2 separate regions of the Mus musculus genome follow, and region 1 is linked to region 2. Evidence: chromatin contacts called from ENCODE POLR2A ChIA-PET data. All regions are on one chromosome and are shown on one strand. The core of a region is the stretch at or near the end of the contact, and the rest is flanking DNA. Distances in the headings are between cores, read along the strand shown.

The links. ChIA-PET counts read pairs that join two places held with the same protein, here RNA polymerase II (POLR2A).
Region 1: POLR2A ChIA-PET joins it to region 2 with 13 read pairs in embryonic stem cell. The contact joins the promoter of Zfp428 here to the promoter of Smg9 in region 2. POLR2A ChIA-PET finds 5 or more read pairs at or near these places in 4 of 5 experiments (Patski and embryonic stem cell).

The regions. Positions count from the first base shown.
Region 1 is chr7:24,504,231-24,508,338 of GRCm38, forward strand. It overlaps Zfp428 (zinc finger protein 428), which reads left to right and starts at 2,857. Exons shown (of 3, transcript NM_146183.2): 1 at 2,857-3,206. It overlaps Cadm4 (cell adhesion molecule 4), which reads left to right. Exons shown (of 9, transcript NM_153112.3): 9 at 1-303.
Region 2 is chr7:24,397,193-24,401,178 of GRCm38, forward strand. It overlaps Smg9 (smg-9 homolog, nonsense mediated mRNA decay factor (C. elegans)), which reads left to right and starts at 2,436. Exons shown (of 14, transcript NM_028047.2): 1 at 2,436-2,699.

The DNA of each region.
Region 1 (4,108 bases), core at 1,607-4,106, 110 kb after region 2:
TCCCGTTCCATAATTGTCTGTTCACCCGCTCTTGGGGGGGCCTTCCCCGTCTCTCCTCCAGGCCCCCCGGGGAGGGGGAAAGGAGTTTGGAGGGGATGTGTGGTTCTCTATGGTTTTATATATAATATATTAAAAAATCAAAAATCTGTATGAAAATATCAGATTGCACCCCTCTCCCCCCATTACTGGCTTTTGCCCCTTTTTCTTGTTTAAAAAAAAAATGAAACACATTTTTGTACGGGGCGGGGAGGGGATAGGGAGGGGGTTTGGCAATCCCACTAACCACCATTAAACTGAGGAGAGAACAAGTATGGGGTGGCTGTGTGTCTGTCCCTCTGTCCGCCGCTGTACCGCTAGGAAGGGGGGGGGGGATGCAGGCGCTGGGGTGGAGCACCGTGGATGCTGATACACAGGAAGATGAAGGAGCCAGACCTCCGAGAGGCCAACCACCAGCCACTCTTCCTCAAAATCCCAGACTTGGGGGATTTTTTGGGGAGGGGGGCGGTGAGAGGCGTGGTGAGGATTTTGTTTGTTTGTTTCTTCGTTTTGAGACAGCATCTTATACTATAATACAGGCAGGTCTTGAACTCCGGTAACCCTTCTGCCTCAGCTTCTAAAAAGCTGGGGTTACAGGCTGATCCAACCACAGCCAGCAATTTGTGAATAAAACACACACACACACACACACAAACACAAAAGAGGCTTTTTTTTTTGTTTTGTTTTGTTTTGTTTTTTTCAGTTTAACAGGAATCTGAAATTTGATCCTGTTCTAGGCTTTAAGGGCTCAAGGTGAAAAGGTCACTGTACTCTGACCTTTGTGAAACTTTGATGAAGGAAACAGACGCATCTAGGCAGCAATGGGAACAGTTTCAGAGCCGGACGTGGTGGGATACACCTGGAAGCCCAGCACTCAGCGAGCAGAAGCTCAGGGCAGCCTGCTCTACAGAGCAAGTTCCAGGCCACTCCTAGCTACTTAGCAAGACTGCAAGACTGTGTGCCCCTACCCCCCAAGCAGAAAAGCTTAAAGCTTGCTTTAAATTGTAAAGAGGGCTCTTAATATTTATATGCTTAAAATCTTAAAATTCCAGCCTTCAAGGAGCTGAGGCAGGAGAGTGAGTTTGAGGACAGCCTGGGCTACACATTAGGCTCCTGTTTCAGAAAGAAAGGAAGGTGGGTCAATCAGTCTCCTGTGGTGGTGGCTTACACTTTTAATTCCCAGCACAAGAGGCAAGTGGATATCTGCAGCCAGCCTGGTCTACATAGTAAACTCCAGGCCAGGGTTAAGTAGTGAGACCCTGCCTGAATAAAATAAACACACACACACATACACACTCACGCACGCACACGCGTGCGGCGGTGGGGGGTTGGGTGGGTACTGTTTTATTTTGTTATGGAAATTTTCATGCAGAGTGAGGAGACTTAAAGAACTCCAAAGCCCCAGGCACCCTCCACCCCATTTCCACCCAGAGCGCTGCATTTATTGAGACCAGTGCTGTGTCAATTTCCCTAAATCACTCAATCTGCAGGAGCTGTATCATCAAGGAAGGCCCTTCGGATTGGCATCAATACCAGGAGAGAGTGAGCTCGGAGCAGCAGGGACAAAGGGTTTTCCCGATGAATCGAAAGGCAAGATCAAAGCCTGAGACAGCAAAGGGATTACTGTGTTTGAAGTGCTGGGGATATGGACCAGATAAAACGGTGGGTGGGTCCAGAAGAGGCGTCAGGGACACAAGTTTGACTGGGAGACCAGGTGTGGGAGGTGCATACCTGCCACCCCAGCCTTTGGGAAGCTGAGGCAGGAGAACTGCAGGGAGTTGACGAAAACCACCCGGAGCTAGAGTGAGTTCCAGAATACACAAGGAGACTCTCAGAAACAAAGCAAAACACAACTATTCCTTTTCTGTGGTGTAATGGGACTCTAGAGTTTTAAATTGCTAGTGATAAAAGCATTCGGGAAGGAGAGGGCTGTAGGGATGGCTACAAATAGTCAGCATGAAGTTATGGCCCTTTAAAATTACCCACAGGAGCTGGGCTGGCTGCCATATGCCTGTAATCTCAACATTCAAGAGGTAGCGTTCAAGGTCATTTTCTTCGACCCAGGTGTTGGAGGCTAGCCTGAGCTACATGAGACTCTGCCTCAAAAAAGAAAAAAAAAAGAAAGAAAAGAAAGAAAAACAAAAAAAGAAATAAAAAAGCAAACACCTATAGCAGACTTTCTAATTGTGCTCCACGGAAAAGCTGCCTTGACTCCCTCTAAGAATGCAAGCACTACTTTGCCTCTGGAAATTTGCATCAGCTATTCCCTCTGCTTTTTGGCATTCTACTTGGCTCCAGTTCAGACCTGGCTTAAAAATCAGCCCTTGGAAGCCCTTGCAGAACCTCGAGCTGGGGCAGGCGTTTCTGGCATCCACGGCCTCCTGCCGTCTACCTCTCTCTCTTCCAGGTCTTGACAGTTCTAAGTATTTGTCTAATCAAATGTGGTTCGTTTTCCTTAGACTGGGGGTTCAGATCTCTCGCAACGCAGAAACCACGTGCTGTCCAGGAATTTATCCTAGGTGACAGGGACGTGAACGGGGTCCCAGACCTTCGGTAGTTTCGGGACAAGGTTGCCAGCCCACCACGATTAAGTCTGCAGTCCCCTACACGCATGCGCTTTATTTTTCCAGGTGCCCCCCCCCTCCCCATCCATATGCTAATCACTGCGCTCTGAAGAACAGCCTCTCCCGGGAATATGCAAATCACATCCTCCAGTGCGGGAGGCCTTCCTTTGTCCCGCGCTAGGATTATGCAAATGAGCGAGCCTCCAGCCCGGGGGATCCGGGCCGAGTATTTAGGCCCCCACTCTCCCCCCTCATTCCAAGGCATCCACTATTTATAAGGCGCGTTCGCTCTACCGCGCACGCACGCACGCGCGATTCTTAAAGCTTCTTCACCCTTCGGGCCGCAGACTGTACCAAGTCTAGCGGGGCCGTGAGCGGCAGAGCCCGCCACCCCCGCCGGCGTGAGCTCTACAGCCTTCGCCATCCTCTGAGCCCCTCTTCCCATCGACCTCCGGGAATGGTCCATCTGACCGCGCACGCGCCCCTCGCTCGCCCCTCGCTCGTTCGCCCGTTCGCTCGCCCGCTCGCCTAGCCTCCCGAAACGCAGGCGCAGTGCCCGGGCGTGCAGCCGCCACCGCCGAGCCTGATCCGGGGCCGCCGGCGTCGGTGAGTGTCCGAGCTTGGGGGGGGCCGCGGGGCATGCTGGGAAGCGGGCGATACAGCCCCGCTGCATGACGGGAGCCCGCGGCCGCTTGGCCGAGTGACCGGCCCGGGAGTCCCTTGCTTTCCCCAGCACGCGGCTCGGGACCCAGCACAGCTTCGCCTCGAGGCATTGTGGGAGCCCGTGGGCCAGGCGTTCTGGGCCTGGGGCATTCTGGGAAGGGCCTGGGCTCCTGGAGGGGACTTTTTTTTTTTTTTTTTTTTTTTTTTTCGTCGCACACGCCTTCTGTGAGAAGCCCCGGGGCAAGGAGCGTTTGGGTGCCTGGTGGTCGTTAAAGGCCCGAGGCATCGTGGGACGCTGTCACGGGGCATTGTGGGAGCTGATCTTTATTGTTTGGTACCGGGGTTTGTCCGAGTCCCAGTCCTACCTAGCGTTGTGCGGAAAGGTATCTATTGTGTTCACTCACGCACTGTGAGGCGTATGTGTGGGTGGGGTCCTGGCCACTCTGCTTTTGAGGGAACTGAGGCATACGGTTTCATGTAGCTGGGTTTTGGACCCACAATATCGCGGAGTACAACCTAGAATTTATAATTTACCAAGTGCTGAGTTCGCAGAGGTGCATCACCACGCCCAGCTGGCTTCCACCTGTCCTAATGCTTCCACTTGATATCCGGAACGTTCTGGAAGAAGCTTTATATAATGTGGGTTTGGAGAGGGATGGCTGTCCCCAAGTAAACCCCCAAGAAAAGTCCTAACAATCCTTGCTGTGATGGTCAAGTAGAATAATAGTTAAAGCCCAGTGTGGTGTCACGCGCCTATAATTCCTGCTGGGGCAGGAGGATTCGCTATTCTAGACCTGTTTTTTTTTTTTTTTTTTTTTTCCTTTTGGGGAGGGCATCAGATCTCA
Region 2 (3,986 bases), core at 1,186-3,685:
GTATGTGCATGAGGAGGCCAGAGGTCGATATTAGTGTCTCTCTATATATGTATGTGTGTGTGTGATGTATACATGATGATGTATATATTTAACATGTATGCTTTGTGTATATATATAAATATATATTATATGTATATATAGTATATATACTATATATATGTGTGTATATATATATATATATATATATATATATATAACATGCATGCTGTGCCTCGGGAGGACAGAAGAGGCCTCTTATGGAGGAAGTTCAAGGGGAATTTACTGAGACTCAGTCTCACAAATAAAATAAAATAAAATAAAATAAAATAAAATAAAATAAAATAGAGATGGTTCAGTAGTCAACAGCACTGGCTGCTCTTACAGAGGACAGGGGTTCAATTCCCAGCACCCACATGGCAGCTCTCAACCTTCTGTTGCTCTAGTTCCAGGGGATCCAACACTCTCTTCTGGCCTTGGCAGCCACCAGGCAGGCACGTGGTGCTCAATCATACTTACAAAGCACTCATACATATAAAAGAAAATGAAATCTTTAAAACATGTAAGCGGAGGGCTGGGCTAAGGCTCTGTGGTAGGGAGCTTAACAAGCCTACTTAAATTCAGTCCCCAATACCCTACCTCAAATGTATGAATGCTGAAACCTTAACTAAAGGCCCAGTGAGGTGGCCTGCTGGGTAAAGGCGCTTGGGACCCATGGGATAGAAGGACAGTGCTGATTCTTGCTGACTCCTCTGGCATCCAAATGTGCATTGCTGCATGTGTGCGCACACATCCTAGAGGGCACACATCCCGCTTATAACTCAGTGAATCTGGTGGCATTGAGCACTCTTCATAAACAGCCCTCCAACCAATCACTGCCCTGATGGTTACCTTGAATATGAAAAACTCGTGCTTTCTGTCTCCAGGCTTCAACAATAAAAAAATTCTTCACGGGCTGGAGAGAAGGCTCAGCGGTTAAGAGCACTGGCTGCTCTTCCAGAGGTCCTGAGTTCGATTCCCAGCAACCACATGGTGGCTCACAACCATCTGTAATGGGATCTGATGCCCTCTTCTGGTGTGTCTGATGACAGCTACAGTGTACTCACTATATATATATCCATCCTTTATAAGCTGGCCATGTGGCCCAGGCAGCAGTGTGCTTACCTAGCATGCATAACATGCATGGGGCTCTAGGTTTAATCCCGTGGAGTGTGCCTCTATCAGCACTCCAAGGAACATTTTTTTTTTTTTCAAATTTGAAAGAAAAGCCGAAGGGAAGGCAAACTTTAAGTCTTGGCAGCTAGGTGCCCATAGGAGAACAGAGAAGAGCTTGGCGGGGGCATGGAGGGAGGCGATGCTGTTTGAGTTAGGCTGACATGGAGATCAGCTCTGGGGACAAGCACGCATGTGTGCTTGTGTCTTGAAATGCAGATCAGTGGTAGAGCACATCCTACATAGCAAGGCCCTCTCTCTTTTCTCAGTACAGAAGAGAATGGGAGAGAATAACGAAAAGCCGAGGGGGTGGGGAGAGCCCAGCAGTCCTGAGGCCAAGGCAGGTGGGTTTCTTTGAGTTCTAGACCAGCCTGGTCTACACAGTAAGACCCCACCTCAAAACAAGAGAGCTGCCTTTAATCCCAGCACTTGGGAGGCAGAGGCAGGCGGATTTCTGAGTTTGAGACCAGCCTGGTCTACAGAGTGAGTTCCAGGACAGCCAGGGCTATACAGAGAAACCCTGTCTCAAAACAAACAAACAAACAAACAAACAAACAAACAAATAACCAAGAGAGCTGATTGTGGCGGCACACACAGGTAGGTTATGCTGAAGAGGCAGACACAGGAGGGTAAGTTTGAGGTCAGGCTGATGGACTCACGGTTTTTTTTCTTTAAGAAAGGAAAAGCAATAGGGGAGGTGGAACTTCTGCCTCTCAGCTGTCTTTCCATTGGGTGACTGCACCCTCTGCCCAGTGGCCTTCCAGCTGCTTCAGGCTGTGCCCCTAGTCCTTTGAATGTTTGCCCCTTCTGTAGCCCTGCGATCCGCCCACTTCTGCCGCCCACCTCGTGCCACAGGTCCAAGCCTAGACCTTTCTCTACAGATGTTCTGTCTTGGAGGAGCTGGGCTCTTCCTTAAAGTCCTTCAAGATCGCTTCTTGCAGCCAGCTGAATCAGTCTTGTGCTTGCTCAGATAAGGACGTTAATTCCTCCCTTCCGCCGTACCCTACCCCGATCGGTCTGACAACACTACAGAAGACCCGGGATTCGAACTCGAAATCTCCAGAGCTGCCCACCCAGCCAAACAGCAGGCCCGCCCAGAGAAACAATGCGCACGCGCCTTCTCAGCAGCAACATACTCCCTCGCCCCTCCGTAATCCGCATGCGTGCTGAAGCCAGCCACCTCCATTCACGCATGCTCAGTCTAACGCGCACGTTGGGTTCGCTTGCGCGCCCAGCCCGCGGCGCATGCGCCGAGCTAGCAGCGCAGGCCGTGACTCGTTGGGCTGCGTACTGTGGCTTCCTCTTCTTCCTCCTCTGGGAGCTTCCGGGACGCCAAGGCCTGTTCCGGAATAGCCGGCACCCGTTTTCTCGGCCTCTCTCATTCTCTGGCTTGTGACCTTCCGGCACCATTTACACGGCAGGTGGCTGTGGAGGACCTTCCCCGCCCACGCTGCACTCCCGTCACTCAGAGCGCGCGCTGCGACCCAGGAACTAATCAGCAGCTGCCCTAGGTAAGGGGAAGGGGGGACGCCCCGAGCCTGGGAGAGGCAGGCGCGCCGACGGGGCGGGGTTGGGGGTGGGGCGTATTCAAGCCCCGCCCCCGCCCTGCCGTTAAAAGGTCGCTGGGCGGCTGGCCAATGGGAGTAGGAACGTGAAGGTCTCGGAATTGCGGCGCCGTTAGCTGGAGGTACAAATAAATTAATAGAAACTATAGCCACTGTAAAGTGTCCCTGTAGTGCTGGTACGAGCCTTCTAACAGTATCGGGAGGAAATTTCTGGACACAGTCCCAAAGAAGCCGACATACACCTAGGGCCACCTTCCATGGAAATTGGATTTTGAGGTTCTTCATGCCTGAGTATTGGAAGGAGGCTCCATATAAGACTGCAAGTAGGGGCTGGAGAGATGGCTCAGAGGTTAAGAGCACTGACTGCTCTCCCATAGGTCCTGAGTTCAATTCTCAGCCACCACATGGTGGATCACAACCACCTGTAATGGGATCTGATGCACATTCTACTGGTGTGTATCTGAAGACAGCTACAGTGTACTCATATAAATAAATACATAAATAATATTTTTAAAAAGGGGGGCTAGAGAGATGGTTCAGCGGTTAAGAGCACTGACTGCTCTTCCAGAGATCATGAGTTCAAATCCCAGCAACCACATGGTGGCTCACAACCATCCGTAATGAGATCAGATGCCCTCTTCTGGTGTGTCTGAAGACAGCTACAGTGTACTTATATATTATAATAAATCTTAAAAAAAAAAAAAAAAAGACTGCAAGTAGACTAGGAAGCACTTAGAAAAATACGTGAATAGAACTGGACAAGGCGGCTCACACATGTAATTCCAGTAGTGTGGAGCCAGAAACAGGAGGGTCGCCATGAGTTTGAGACCAGCCTGAACTGCAGAGCAGGACCCTGTTTGAGAGGGAGAGGTGAGGAGGAGGAGGAAACAGTATTAAGTTGTGGAATGCACCATGCCTCAAGAGAAAAGGCATTAGAACAGTTAAGAATTGGGGGTCTCCTGGAAATTCTTGCAAAGCAACTTGTCAATTCTGGAAGATTCTCCAAAGAGGTGCTTCACATGTAGGTGGGAAGATAGCTCAGTGTGTGAAGTGCTTGTTTGCAAGCATGAAGACCCAGGTTTGATCCCCAGCAACCACATAAAAAGTGGAGCCTGGCGGCACGATCTTGTCATCCCAGTGCTGCGGAGGCAAGACTGGCAGATGTGCAGAGCTCCTTGCCCAGGCAAAAACAGTGTGGGGCTGTCAGGATGGTTGTATCAGGTAACGGGGCCA